Linked DNA regions of Homo sapiens: region 2 is linked to region 1. The links are chromatin loops, found by intact Hi-C in ENCODE. Cell type or tissue: Calu3. All regions are shown on one strand.

Region 1 (8,000 bases):
AGCAAAAAGACATGTATTTGATCTTCTGCAAAAGCAAAAGACTTCGCAATAATTTATTGTATATTTCAAAATCACTAAGAGAGTGGAATTGGAAGGCTTATAACCCCTAAAACATGATAAATATTTAAGGTGATGGTTAACCTAATTACCCTGATTTGATAATTACACATTGTATGCTTGTGTCAAAATATCAGCTACTCCTCACAGATATGCACATCTATTATATATCCATAAAAATAAAAAAATAACCAAAAGGTAAATCTAAGCAAAAAAAAAAAGCAAACACACTTGAATAATGTATACTGGTATGATGGAGTTTTTGTTAGATAGTTGGGAGTATCAGTTAGAATGCTGCATATAACAGAAAACCCAATCAGTAGTCGTTGAAATAAGTAGGCAGTGATTGTCTTACTTGATAAAACATCTGGAGGTAGGAGGTTGCTGGCATTGGTTCGGTGTTGCAATGATGCCTGCAGGCCCACTCTGTCATCCTTAATATATTGGCTGTCTTCCTCATGCTAGGCTGGCTAACTGTCTCATGGTCTCAAGACAGCAGCTGAAGCTTATATCAAGGAAGGAAGATGGGAGAATCTGGAATCTCCCCAGATGTTTTTTTGTGTTTGTTCCTGTTTTTCCCTGTTGAGGTCTCATTAGCTAGAAATGTGTCATATGCCCACCTAAGCTGCAAGGAGGCTGGATAGTATTGGCCTTTTTCAGACTCTGTAGTAGAGACAGCCAGGTGAAAAAATTGGAGTATTTATGGGTTGTTTGTTCTTGTTCTCCTTTGTGCTTGCTTGTGCTTCCTGACATGCTTGTGTAACAGACATACTTTGTGTTTCTATAATAAGAGAAAAAAGGACTCCAGACTGCTATTAATATTTTTAAAGGAATCAAGCAAAAGACTTCAACCTAACTGTTTTCATATTGAGCGTGAGCTGGGACTACTTGGTTACATACATAATCCCTGGCTTTTGTGTCCCTCCTCTCATCATCTAAACCAAGCAGAAGATGAATGTTCAACACTTATGAAAGGTTGACATACTGTCACTTGTTTCATTTGGGGGAAGAAAGGCCATGTCTACTTGAGTTATTCTGTATCATATCCTATGCAGATCACTTTTTGTATTATTGGTGTCTACAAAAAAAAATCACATGTAAGGCAAGAACAAAGCCCCCAGACATGTAGAAAATTCGTTCAAAATCAGTAATGGCTAAATGTCAAACTTTGGTAAGGATGAGATATGAAGGAAAAGTTTATAATCAAAATTCTGTTCTCTGAGTCTGGGGAAAATATCACCAGCTTTAATTGACAAAGTGGCTGCTAAACAAATAAAGAAGGTGAAAAATGATGGTCCCAGGAGATGTTGCTATCTGCAACATGTTACAGATTAGCTGGCGTTGTCCTCACCATTTCAGGCAGAGGGTAAAAATGTGGCTTGATTTAGAGCTGATGATATCATGTGTCTAGTCACTGGAGATCAAAAGAAAGCTTGCCTGTGAAACATTGTTCATGAAATGGGAGCAAAGTCCAGACTCTTCTCTTGGGTGTGTCAAAGGGAAGTTTTGCTGTGTACCAGGCCAATGGGATTCAAGTCACAGCATATGCTCCAGGATGTATTTGTGGCCATGTGACCTCGTGTTCAACTCTGCCAGTCCTAAACTCAGCAGATTTACCAATTGTGTGTGATCAATCCCTTTAATACCTGATGATTTGGTGGGCAAATCGCTCTTTTCCTTTCCTATGATGTATGATTAGAGACTGCAGGTATTTTGTTTTGTGCTTAGAAAGTGGCTATTGCATGTATATGTGTGCATGCATGGGTGTGTGTATTTGTGTGTGCATGTGTGTTTGTGTGTAGGTGTATTGGTGATGGTGGTGATGGTGAGGAGTGTGGAGAAGCAATTCAATTGCTTACTCTGTAAGACCAGATTTGGAACAGCCCATCTGTGATGACTGCTTACCTTTTTCCTGAGATTAGAAATCAATACTTGGAGGGTGGACTGCATCTTTCTTGGATATCTTCAAGGAATGCTGAAGGCACTGTAAATTCAAGCAAGTCCAAGACGTGAATGTCACATTCTTTGCAATGAGGAATTGGTGTGAAGGATGTCAAAACATCTTTAGCATGAAACCCTACTGAAAGAAAATCCTTGCAACCTACTGTATTTTGGAGCTCAGAAGAATTTCATCATGGTAGGACTTATTATACTGTATGTCAGAGGCGTTTGAACCAGAGCAAGTCCATCTTGAACAGGGGCTGGTAAAATAAGACTGAGACCTACTGGGCTGCATTCCCAGGAGGTCAGGCATTCTAAGTCACAGGATGGGCTAGGAGGTTGGCAAAAGGTACAGGTCATAAAGACTTTGCTGAGAAAATGATGTGGTGAAGAAGCTGGCCAAAACTCACCAAAACCAAGATGGCGATGAAAGTGACATCTGGTCTTCCTCACTGCTCATTATATGCTAATTACACTCCCACCAGCACCATGACAGTTTACAAATGCCATGGCAGGTCAGAAAATTACCCTATGTGGTCTAAAAAGGGGAGAAACCCTCAGTTCCAGGAATTGCCTGTCTCTTTCTCAGAAAACTCACAAATAATCCACCCTTGTTTCATGTATAATCAAGAAATAACTCTAAAAATAGCCAACCAGCAACCCTAAGGGCTGCTCTGCCTACAGAGTAGCCATTCTTTTATTCCTTTACTTTCTTAATAAACTTGCTCTCACTTTATGTACTTGCCTCGAATTCTTCTTTGCACAAGATCCAAGAACCCTCTCTTGGGGTCTCGATCAGGACCCTTTTCTGGTAACGTAAGGACAAATGCTTTCTTAAATGCAGTAGAAGCCATCATCAGCCTTGCTCAACCCCCTTTTGTAAGTTCCATGTGTACTAAATTTCCACCAAATTCCTATTTATAACACGACAGAGGTGCTGAAGAGCTGTCAGAGCCACACTCAAAGCTTAACTGAAGCACTCACATTTCCTTTCCTTCTGGCCTCTGGTTACCGAAAACATTTGCTGAAAATTGCTGTCCCACTCAAGAACTGTCAAAGGTAATTGTGTTGCACAAAAGTTACCAAGAAGCATGAAATAATATGGTTACCACCTGGTGACCAAGTTAATAGAACCTGTCTGATGAACCGCCAAGCCTGCCACATGTGAATTCCCCAGTTTCTGTCTGAAAGCCACGACAGCATAAATTGGTGAGGAAGGTGTGGATCAGGGGCCTCTTAGTGGCAATTTACCATACAAATCCCCATGTAAAGGGCAGTTGTCAGGTCACCATATCCAGTGAGGTCTGAGATTTGGGGGTGGCAGTGAGGGGGAAGGTGTCAGGGAAGAATAAAATGCTTTGGGAATGAGGAGCTGTGTGAAGCAAGTAGCAGTGCTTACTTCAAAGGGCAAGGTCTAGACTTGGCTCTTCTCATAGCTGGCAATGACCTCGGCGTCTAAAAAACTGAAAATCAGAGACTCACAAGATGGGAGGGGCTTAGAGAGTCTGTCTGGGTCTCCCCACCTTGTTGCCTCTGGTCAAAACTGTGTCCTTCCAGGTGAGCCAGAATATTCCTCTTAAAATTCCCCAGAGAAGGAAATCCTCCTCGTTCCTGGAAGCCATTTTCAGGGTCTCAAACCCCACTTGAGATGGTTTTGCTTTAACTTGAGGTTACAAAACCCCAGAATCCCTCTGAATTCTGGTGCCTCTATTCATACATCAAAAACATCGAACCTGGAAATCTTCTCATGGATTCCCTTGGAAACATCTAGTCCTATCTGAAACTGTTTTATTTCATCAGAAATCATTGCTGGCTGGATGCCTGATGCCAGCATTCAAATCCAGTAGACAGAGTGTGGCTCAGAAGAGACTCATTGAAACTGGGAATCCCCCAACTGGGAGGCCCAGGGTTCACACTGGAACCATTCTGGTGTAGTTATACATCAACCAATGTTAGGAGTACCTGCTCTTTTTATCTTTAGTGATACTCATAGTTGAGATTTTTGAGATACAAAAAAAAAATCTCACTTTTTAGGCAGAAAACATTGACATCAGGGCTGGGTACATAATTTGTAGAGCCCAATGCAAAATAAATACTTAAAAGTCTTTTTTACAAAGAACAGGAAAAAAGCTTTTTCCTTTCTAGGATGGTCTCTCTCAAACTTTCATGATGTGTCTAATTTCCTAGTTAATGTTATACTGCCTCAGGCTCTGGCATACTTGAGGGGTGAGTGTAGACCTTCATAGGCATCAGAGTCCTGACTTGCAGCTAAGTGTGTAGGATGTGCTGGCCCAACCTCAATTCTTCCACTGCGGGCACAGGGCAGCAGTGATCTCTGGGTGGCGTTAGGGGAGGAGGTAGCCAAGAACCCATCCCTGGGAGATAAGAGGAGGCAGGGGGCAGGACGGGGCATGAGCCAAGACTGCTCAGGGCATGCACTACTGTGCTATTGGTCTTTACTTACAAAACAAATTCAAAGATAAAAGTATTAAGAATTTCAAAATGGCAGCCACACCATTAAAGCCAAGTGTGAGGCCCCCTTCTGAATGCGGGGCCCTATGTGATGTCAGTGGTAGCACACCCAGGAAGCAGCCCTGGTTGAAACTCATTCTCCTTTGGGCCCCCTGGAAACTTACTGTTATTGAGAAGCCTTTTGGATTTGTATTCTTTTCTATGTAATGTGTTTTTTTCCTTCCTGGAAGCGTTTAAGATCTTCTTTTTAACTGTGTTCTGAGATTTCTCAGTGATGCACCTTGGTGTAAATTTTTCATCTTTTATTGTCTTAGACTCTCAGAGAACTCTTTCAGTTTGGAAATTTATTCTTTTAGTTCCGGGAAAATTTTCTTGCATGAGTTCTTTGACAATTTTCTCTCCTCTCTCTGTTTGTCTCCCTGTTCTGTCTGCCTCCAACTTCTCTTGGAGGTGGTTGGATTGATCCTCTAATTTGTTTTCCTTAGTTTCTTTTTGCTTTTGCTGTTTGCCTCTTCTCTCTGGACATTTTTTCAACCTTGTCAACTTTCTATTACATTTAAAAGTATTTCAGTAATTATATTTTTTTATTTTCAAGAGCTCTTTTTTTTTCCTCTGTGTTCATTACTCACAACAGCATGATACAATATCTTTTCTTATCTGAGAACATGAATACTATTTTTAACATTTTTTATTAATTCCTACATTTACTCTTTTTTTCTTTTTGATTTCATTCATTCATGCTGGAGACTCTGCAGATCGCTGGTGGTATGTTTATATTCAAGAGTAAGACACTATGATTGGGTACTCTAAAATCACGGATGGGGCTTTTCTCCAAACTTCATCATAGGGTTATCAGGAAGTAAATGTCATTATCTATAGGCCTTTTCTTTGTACTATTTGGAGAGAAATCTAAATCTCCTGCCAGGGTGTGTGTTTGTGTGTGTGTGTGTGTGTGTGTGTGTGTGTGTGTGTGCATAGGTGAGGGGAGAGTTCTGGAAGGAGCATAGGGAAGGGAATGGGGGGTGTCCATAGTAGACTTTTACTTCACCTTTGCTTTATCTATGCTCTTCTCTGGTCATGCTCCCCAAATACATTTACTCCAAAGAATAAACCTTCAACTTTCTTCCAGGAAGCTGGTAAAGAGTTGTGTGGATGCACACAATGAGAGAGGAGACTTAATGGGCTCAGCTGTGCTGTGGTAGACTTTCAACAAATGTCTTTTTCCACAGTGGGCCTTGCTCTCATCTTCCTCTTGAAATACTCACTGCTTATAAGCACTGAGCAATTTAGAGCTCCTGCAGAGTGAAGCTGCTCTGTTCTTGCTTGTCTGAAAGCATTTGGTTTTCCCTTTGCTTTATTCTGCCAAGGTAATTACCATTCTTCCATCCATTTCTCACCTTCCAAAAATGTGTTGAAAACATTTATGACAAATGGTCTCTCATTCTTTTTGACCTTGTCTATGAATTTGTTTCTTAAAATTATTTGACTGTCATTTTAATGAGATTTGGGTAGGAAGAAGAAATAGTCACAGTCAATTCTACTTTTAACCAGAAGTTTCCTTTAGAAATTTTAATCTTTTTTGGATACTAGACCCATGTGCTTTAGTCTTAGGCAAATCCTTGTTTTTCACTAAGTGAAATAGTAAGCAGTCTAGAAAAATAGTAAATTTCAGTCTATTTCTCATAGCCTATGTGTACTTATTTAAATATAATACTAATAATCTTGGTTATTTAGTATCCAAGCTTTTAGTAGACTAGAAGCAGAATTTTAGTAGAAAGTTAGATGTAGATGCTACTAGAGTCATATACCTTGATAGCGTTAAGAAGAGATAGTTGGCAGACCAAAAGAGAAAGGTGACAGAATAACCAGTTAAAAGAACACATTAAATAGTACAACAGTTTCTATACTACGACAGTTTCAAACAGTCCTACACATTTCAAAATGCATTATTGCATTAAAGTGTAATTCAGGTGCCATCTTCCCTTACCAAGCCTTCTACAGCTCCCTGTGGTTTGTAGATATTAGTTCCACTCTCTCTCACTGTTCTATATATTGCCAAATATATGACCTGTGGTTCTAGTGAAACACCCTGCTCTATTTCACACCCATGGATTTCTGCCTCAAACCTGTGACTTCCATAGCTTGGCACACCCTTTCTTACCATCACAGGTTATCCTTCAAGACCCACTCAAATTCCCATGATGTACTCTCCCTCCCCCATCCTTACGTGTTCCCATGGTACTTGTTTAGGTTTATATAATGGAACTTGCTGTGTTCTGCCAGGAATTTTGAAATTATGCATCTGCCTTTCCTCTCCAGTTGGGATCATAAACACTGAATAGCATTGCCATTTCTCTTGGCATAATGCCTCCCTGTGAGTGCTCCCTGAGTAAATACGTGTTGAATCCAGTTGGAAGTATCATAATTGATGTTTAACCTGACAATCTTTAGTCTTCAACGAAAGGCTAAATTGGATACTGTTGAGGAGGAAAGTAAGTGTGTGATGCATTTTAAAAGATTCAAAAATAAAAAAGTAATAAAAACGAAGCAAGAAATACTTTTTATGTTGTGTAAAGGGCATGTTACATTTAACTCATTATAATATGTACTTTTTTGTTGATAGAACAACGAGGCATTATTTTTCACATGAACAACAACCCCATTGTGGCACCAAGCTGTTTAAGTTTGAACATCGTAGCTTAGGTATGAAACATCAACTATATCATTTTAAAAGAAGGCAGTGTAAAGAGTTTGTGGCAGGTGGAAAAAACGTGAATATTTTTATTTAAATATGCTTTGGAGAGAGCAGCTCTGTGTTCCTTGACATAACTGACCTTTCCCTAAAATATTTGGGCTCAAATCTCATCTTGCTCTTGACTGATGTTGCAATTTCTAAGGTGCCTTTATCTTTGTTCTGGATTGATCTTTAATCAGGTATGACTTCTGACACATTTGCTTTAAATTTCTCTCTCCTCCCCTGTCAAGTAGTTAATGATCTCAAAATGTCACACTTGATTCCACAGATTTCCCAGGGAGTCAAGTGTGGGTAGAATAACAAAACAAATGAAAAGTGCAGAATCACTTTATTGTTACTTTCTCCACGTACATGCCAGGCTGGCTGCATGGGCATGTGATCCATGGGCAGTGGCACAGGGACCATGCTCAGAAGGGCCCCACACTTGGTGGGATGTTCTGCTGTTAATAATTTTAAGTTGTATTGTGTAAGTGAAGTCTGATGGAGCCACGGAGCATGCACATAAGCAGAAGAGTTCTGTACAAAATGTGAATTTGTGTGTCTGCTCTCCTTTGCTGCACATTTGCGTATAGTGTTATGATGGCCCATGAGCACGGAATTCTGGCGATGCACAGGAGTTCAGGAAGACTCGAAGCATGTTATACCCACAACATACAAATCAAGCAACAGCCCTGACAGCCCCAAAGGCCAAACTTTCCGTTCACACCAGAATTTGCTTTGAATGCAGAAAGAAGAAAATGGCATTGAATGAATCATGAATGAACAAAAAACCTTA
Region 2 (8,000 bases), 160 kb before region 1:
TCTGAGGGATTTCTTTCAGCTCTTTTTTACTTTTCCCATTGCTTGGTGGCTGCTGCCTTGCAGTAAGTGATGGCTCTCTGCATCCAGGTTGGCTCTTCTCCTTCAGCTCTCTTGTTGTGTCCCCAGACTTCAAAATGCTGCTGCTTTTCACTTGCCAAAGAACTTATGCACCTCAGGGTGTGGATATCTTTCAGCTCTCCTGCTCTACCCTACATTTTTGGAGCTATTAGTGAAGACCTGTAGGAAAGAATTGATGAATGGATTCAGCCTTGTTTAGTGAATGGGGTTTCTTTTGATTCTGATGCATCATGGTAGCTCACATGTAGTCATTTGAAGTTTATTAAAGTTCAACTAATTTCTTGTCCTCATCTACAGCATTTATTCTTTTTCCACTGCTTCCTTAGGAATAGAAGAGACCATGGCTCTGTTTTCTCATAGGAAAGGCTTATCTTTTTTGGAATTAGGTTTATTGAGATATTTGTGCATTTTCGTTAAAAAACCCATGACTGTAGCTTATCTGGCTTGCTATTGTTATTACAGTGGGAGTGCTGGACTCTTGGAAGTTTCTTCATCCTAACTAGAAGTGGAAATTTCAGGGATCTGTTTTGGAGGCTTGTGAGACATATTAGAGGATTTAGAACCATTATTTTAGCTGGTAAAATTGTCCATCTTTTGGCACTGGAGCCCCTTTATGTTGGTTTCTGTGATCTTTGACTTTACTATCTTTGGTAATTTTCTTGTTTTTGGGTAGAACAAGATGCCTCAGACTCCTCTTGAATACATCTTTTATGAGACCCAGAGACCCAGAACCAGCCATTTCTCCAATGATCCTCCTCCTCCTTTTTTTTTTTTTAAGTAGGAAATGTGATTTTAACATAATAATCTAGTTTCCAAATTTTTACTGCAATTTTCATGTTAGCCTCTAGGCGATGATAGTATCACTGTAGTTCATGGGTCCAGCAGCAGTATTAAAAATCAAAATCAGACCGGGCGCAGTGGCTCACTCCTGTAATCCCAGCACTTTGGGAGGCCAAGGCGGGTGGATCACCTGAGGTCAGGAGTTTGAGACCAGCCTGGCCAACATGGCAAAACCCTGTCTCTACTAAAAAATACAAAAATTAACCAGGTGTGGTGGCAGGCACCTGTAATCCCAGCTCCTCAGGAGGCTGAGGCAGGAGAATGGCTTGAACCCGGGAAGCAGAGGTTGCAGTGAGCTGAGATCGCACTAGGGCACTCCAGCCTGGGTGACAGAGCAAGACTCTGTTTCAAGGAAGAAAAAAAAAATCAAAATCAAATTGAAACCTTAGCCTACAGGTTTAAAACCATACGCTTATAGATTTTTAAATAAAATTATAGCCATGTGGTTTCTTAATTTGGGATTTGTAGACCCTATGGAATCTATGTATTGGTTTTTATGGGGCATTCTGTGAATTTCCTGAGACTATATGAAACATTTTAGTCCAAGATATATCTTTTTCTCATGACCTGAGAGAGATTGGGAAGCACAGTCTTAGGTAATTTTGAATAAAACTGTAAGTTAACTTGCTGGCTAAAATAAATTAAATAAATAAATTTAACAAGTAATACAAGTTGATGTAGTTCCTTCTTTTCCTGTTATTATTTCTTAGTAATAGTGTCAAATGAAAACCTTGAAGAGTCCCAAATTGTATATTGTCTATTTGTCTTTTGTTACCTAACTCATTTGAGGTGGCCTTCCTGTATTTTGCCCCTTTCTTCTTTTATCTGCTACTTTCATCTGATAATTTTTCTAGTTGGTGGTAAGACAGCTTTTGGACAATTTCTGTATTGATATTCCTTAAATTCTACCCAGATGTAGAGAATAAAATATGAATACTATTTTCTCCTTCCTCCTTCAGAGCAGTGTGTCTTTCCCTGCCCTCAAAACTTCCCTTGATACTGTATTGAATAGAGAAAGGGATAAGCAATGACTGGTGAGCAGATTTAAGACTTTTTTCTATGGTACTTTATTTGGCCTCTAAATACTGAATGTTGTTTTTAAACTTTGCGTACAGCTTTAAAGCTGATGAAATGATTTATATTGCCTCTCCTTTGTACAGAGGAATTTATTGAGAAATAACATTGGCTCAAACTTCCTTTTCAGCTTTTAAAGAGATCAAAATGACCCCAATAAATTACTTCTAAATTTTAAGTCATTAAGAAAATTATTAATTAAATATTTAATATATGTGGCTGGCTCAGTAGTTATAGGTTAGATTTATGGTGTAGTATAACTGTCTTGCTTATGTTCTTTCTGTTTGTGGACTTTATACCACATATATAATCAATATGTATAGTGAAATATTTTACATGACATCTGCATATTTGTAGATGTTTATAACTGCATTTTGGCTTTGGTTTTTTTTTTCTGGCTCATGAAATGCACACCATGGCTTAGAGGCAAAATAAAATCTTTAATTTTATTTTGTTGGGATGTGCTTGGTGACTTACTATTTATAGGACTTTCTGGTTAAAATTGGAGACTATCTACAGTCCTAAGTGTTAGTATCAGAACCTGTTGTGCTCCTTATTTGCAGATAATTATTACTATGATCTTGTCCATATTCTCAGATTTTTGGGGCTTTGGATTTTCTTTGTTTATATCTCCTTTATTCATGTGATGATATTAGCCTGGTTTCTGCAGTGACTGTTATGGAATGAGCATGTTACTAGGAGTCACAATACTTGGATCTTAGAATCTTAGTTCTTCCAAATCACTTTTCTTGTTTGTCAGATGAGATGATAGTACTTTCCTTGCAAGATAATTCTAAAGCCCCAGATATACAGTAGTTGATTATTTAATCAGTGAGTCAGTGAGTCAGTGACCCTTTCTCCCTAAAAAAATTAAGTTTTCTATAATTGAATTTAATCTAAGTATATTTTTTCATTAATTAACAGCTTTTAAAAAGGGTTTTCTCAAGTCATCTGCCTATTGCAAGCCTCTTAACTATATTTTAACCAGCAAGTTATTAAAGTTCTAAAACTACATTCAGTGGTAAATATTTTGTCTTGTGAGGAATATAAAACTATTAAAGCTAAGCCATTTAGTTTTTCAAATGAGGAAGCTGAAGCATAGATGTCATAAGTGACTCATTTCAGGTTCTACAGCCAGAGCTGGTTCTCCTCATATGTGATCCTTCTCTCTGATGGAACAGGAATCCAGATAGAAGATTGACAAGAGCATCAACTGAACATTACAAACAGTGTTGCTTCTTTTATGGCTACTTTCCTAATGAAGTTCTCAGGTGTGGATAAATCTAATGCTTATACATATACTCTGTTTCCCAGATAAATACAATATAGTGATACAATCTTAGCAGCACCACCATAGATAAGAATACCACTTTTACTGGTGATGGTTGCCTCTGATTTTTTTTCCTCCTTCCCTGGGTTCATTTGTCCCTGATGCTCTAATTAGAGTGTTATAATTTAGGTAACTAAATTTAAATAATTTAGAACAGAAAGCAAGGTTCTGCTTTATCTCCTGTATTAACACTCAAAATGAATATTGGGTAAATTTCTACATTGAGATGTGTATTAGGGTTCTCCAGAGGGACAGAACTTATAGGATATTTATGTATATGAAAGGGAGTTTATTAGGGAGAACTGGCTTACCTGATTACAAGGTGAAGTCCCAGGATAGACCATCTGCAAGCTGGGGAAGAAAGAATCCAGTAGTGGCTCAGTCTGAGTCCGAAAGCCTCAAAACCAGGGAAGCTGACAGTGCACCCTTCAGTCTGTGGCCAAAGGCCCAAGAGCCCCCAGCAAACCAATGGTGTAAGTGCAGGAATCCAAAGGCTGAAGAACCTGAAGTATGATGTCCAAGGGCAGGAGGAGCAGGAGGAAGCATCCAGTATAGGAAAGGGAAAAGCCAGAAGACCCAGCAAACAAAGTTATCCCACCTTCTTCCCCCTGCTTTGTCTTTGCTGTGCTGGCAGCCAGTTGGATAGCACCTACCCACATTGAGGGTGGGTCTTCCTCTCCTAATCCACTGACTCAAATGTCAGTCTCCTCTGGCAGCACCCTCACAGACACACCCAGAAGAGCAAGGAAAAGAGAGTGGCTGAAGCTTTGTCAATTACACACTTCCTCTGACATGGTAGACGGGATGAAGCGTTTTCACTACTCATGTTTGTTGAAGGTTTTTTTGTTTGTTTGTTTTTTTGGTTTTAGTTTTTTTCAAAAAGGTTTTAATCTGTGAAAGTATTTGCGTTCATAAAACTGGAACCTTTCCTATTTATGGAGCTACTTATTTAGACAGTTGGGATTTTTCGTATGAGTGTGTGATTTGGTTATATCCTCAATAAAATTGGCAGTAGTGATAAAAACTAATATATGTATAAAGCACTTAGTATATGTACTATATGTCTAGCACCGTGCTCTAGATATCTGTGTTTAATCATAACTGTGATAATATTTCTCTATATTAAAAATAATTATGAAATGCTAACGCATATATCAATCACACCCTACTTTGTAAGAGATGATATCTCTAGGAGATAATTATAAAATTGGTTTTTCTTTTGGTTATTATTTATCACAGAAAAAATTGAAAAGCCTGAGTTGTTTTTGATACATTACAATAAATAACCAAAGTATGAGACAAGTTGTGGATTACAGAGAACTCTGAATATTTGGGAAACGCTAAATATGTGTCGGTGAGCTATAACCTTAAGATGTGACTGGATTAGACATCTTCACCACTTATTCCATCTCTTTATGAAGCTCCTTATGTTTTCCCCTTGTATATAATAGGTTCCAGGTTTGATAACCATAGGGACACTGTGAAGACTGAAATCATGTGTGTCCTATCACTTTTAAGGTAGCTCTCTCTTTAATTTCACAAGACAGGCTTGAAAACCAGAAGTAACCCAACTCCAAAATTGGCAGTAAATCCTTTGACAGGGAAAAGGTGACGTACTGTGTAATAAATTCCTTTGTTGAAAAAGAGATGTTGCAATACTGGAAACTGAAGTACCAAATGTTTCCTTTTAAATTTGGAAAGGCCCTTTCTTATTAGTTATCTATCCCTGTGGACTTCTAAGAGGGGATGTGTTGAAAGATTTTTCAGATGCCCACTAGCCACAGTGAGAGTGAATGGCAGCATTTATAAGATGACATAAATACTTCAAAATCATCAGTAATCCTTGGAGACGTGTGGTGTGCCAGGGGTACTGAATGTGAGCTTTTGTTGCTGTCGAGCCTGTGCTTTTGTAGGAGGCTGCCTAGGAATGTGGGTTGTGTCTCTGCTGTGAATGCAACTTCACTTTTTCCCCTCTGGGGCTCTTTGTATTAGAATTGAGGTGGGAGTGGTTTAGAAGACAAAAAGTCTGCACAGATAAGAAAGATCTGTGAGATTATGAGTTATATTTTAAAATCCTAATCTTATTTTGAGGTCCTGTGGAGCAATTATATTATTGTCCTCAACCATTAGAACACTACATTAATAACTGGACACATAAAGGTCTTTTAATTTTCATTTTGTAATAATGGGGCTCATCCCACCACTGCTGCTACTACTACATTAGATGAAGACAAAAAAGATTGAAAATAATCTAGAAATGCAATGAAGATATATCTTACATGTTAGCCAAGAATTGGTAAATTTTGATGTTTCTCTATTCTTATTGCAAAAGCTTTTCAGTTTGTTACTTTTACCTTTTGGAACTAAAACTTAATTTGACAATATGATTTTGTTGGGCTGTCACAATCCCTATATTTAATTATCTTGTTTTAAAGGCTGCATCTATCACTGGAGCTGAAGTTAAAAACAATTATAAATGTGTGATGAAGGTCAGGCAACATAAAACACCCATGGCATCTGTTCATGTTCACTCTGATCAACTCGTGTACTCAAGATACAGGGAAGTGAAGTGAATGGGGCCAAATCCCATCATGGGAAACTTTGCTTTCCCCTTTACTAACTTGCCTTAAGAGAAAGTATTGTGAACGCAGGAGTGTAATCTTAAGTCGGGCAATAAACCTGTTGGAGAATAAAAATAGGTTTTATTTTAGATACTGGGGAAAATAAAAGGAATAAATAAGAAAAGTCAAGCATGATCCACAGTCTCTAGATAATCAAGTTAAAATGTTTCCTGCCAGGCTAAGAGAAATCTTTACCATACTATTTGTTTTGTTTTGATAATGATAGGTTTACCTAGGTGGTCATTTTTACCCTATGTAAAGGCTTAGCTTGATTTGAAGCAGTAGCCTTCATTTAGAATTACAAGGCAAAGGATAAACTTTTAAATTCTATTTTAGGCTCTCTCAGTGATGATTGTTAAGCTAGCTGAGAATCACTTTAATAGAAGGAACATACAGAGAATAGGATGAGAGGCAGCAAAGTAGTAGAAAATTTTTCTTAAGATGGTTATTTTCATCATAGTAGTATTTATTAAGTGCTTACTCTATGGTCAACTCCATGCTAAATGCTTTATGTGATTTTTCTCATTTTGTCCTCAAAACAACCCTGTGAGGTAGTTGGTATCCCATTCCCCATTTTACAGCTATGGAAACTGAGCCCTAAATAACCCAAAGTCACCCTGCTGGATTCAAACATGAGTCTCACTGCAGAACAGATACTAACCCTTACCCTATAGGCCTTAAGGTAGGGGTGTGTGTGTAAGAGGGTGGGAGGGGTGAGGGAGGGAAGGAGGAGAGAAAATGAGAATGAATGAATAGAGTAAATAAAATGTGCAAGCTGTCCTCTTCTTAAAAAAGACCCTGCTTCTTGACACAGAAATATCAGATTTCTCCTATGGGTAAAGTTACAGAAGCTTTTTGTAATGTAAGCTAATGTATCCACTAGAGAAATAATGGCATTGTTGGAAGGATTTAGATGACAGGAAAATAAAGATACTTTATTAATTAACTCTTCTAGTTTCCTTGGGGTTTTGCCAACTTTTTCTGGATTCCAGACAAATTCAAAAACAGATGATTTAAAGGTGGCTTCACTGAAGTGGTGTCACATGATTGAGGGAAGTGGTCATTCTTTAGATGGATAAAAGGTGGTTTTAAAATATGCAGGACTCCATTTTTCAGACAATATGAAGTATTAAAGTATTTTTTTTTTATTCAAATGAACTAAAACGAAATTCTGTAGTTGGAAGTAATTAAATATATCCTGGGTTTCCCCCCTAAAAAAGTCAGTTAAAATAAATATTCTCAGATCAAATGATCTTTTTCGTGTATTGCTGCTAATGGCATCTGATAAATATGTGTATATGAGCTTATCAGAAATTATGTTTGAATCAACACAGAGTTGCATGTTTGAATTGGAAAAAGTAGCTAGAAGTCGTCTTCTTTCAGTGTAAAGTTTTCTGAGCCATTTTCAATCACCAGCAAAGAGCCACGTATATAGTTTAAGAATGCATTTGGTCCCATATATTCATTGACAGATGAATGAATAAAGAACATATGGTATATACATACATAGAGTATCCATTTGGGAATATGAAAAAGTTCTGGAGCTAGATGGTGCTGATGGTTGTACAACAGTGTGAATGTACTTAATGCCACTGAATTGCATACTTTAAAAATGGTTAAATGGTAATTTTATATTATTTATGATAGGAATGGATGTAGCCTTAAAAAAGAGAACTGAATTGCGTTGCTAAAGCGGCAGGTTTTTAAATTTAAACTTAAATTAGAAAACCTCGTGTAACAGATGCCTGGGAAGAGACTGGGTCTAGTCGGGCTACCTAGCAGTACCCTTTGGTTTTCAGGTCTGTCCTTTCCCTCCTGCCGTCCTCAGCAGATGGTGTTTTCTTTCTTTTTTCTTTTCTTTTCTCTTTTTTTTTAATTTTTCCCACTCAGTGGCCATGGATGGTCCTTGATGCTCATGCATGTCACCCCTCAGTCATGCTGCTGTGCCTCAGGCTTAGCTATGCAAGTGCAGGCATGGAAAGTTGGATTTAGTCAGATATGGCAGAGACATTCAACTTAATGCTCTCTGAAGATCCATATATTCCCCTATATTTCAC

The links. Hi-C counts contacts between places; a loop is a spot of excess contacts. Peaks named below come from ENCODE experiments on the same cell type or tissue, not always from the same donor. Only the 100,000 strongest peaks of a DNase experiment are listed, where the experiment ranks them.
Region 2: it touches region 1 in a loop (9-fold over the local background); 3 of 110 quality-filtered maps call a loop at or near these places.

Annotation. Positions count from the first base shown.
Region 1 is chr20:13,332,768-13,340,767 of GRCh38, reverse strand. It overlaps LOC124904872 (a long non-coding RNA gene), which reads right to left and starts at 3,027. Exons shown (of 3, transcript XR_007067535.1): 1 at 1,963-3,027. It also overlaps a transcript of TASP1 not described here. In Calu3, no CTCF peak of the experiment used is centred here; DNase peaks (open chromatin) are centred at 3,887 and 4,267.
Region 2 is chr20:13,489,339-13,497,338 of GRCh38, reverse strand. All of the region lies in intron 10 of TASP1 (taspase 1), which reads left to right. Among named protein-coding and RNA genes, the nearest start is that of TASP1, 150 kb to the left of the region's middle. In Calu3, no CTCF peak of the experiment used is centred here; no DNase peak of the experiment used is centred here.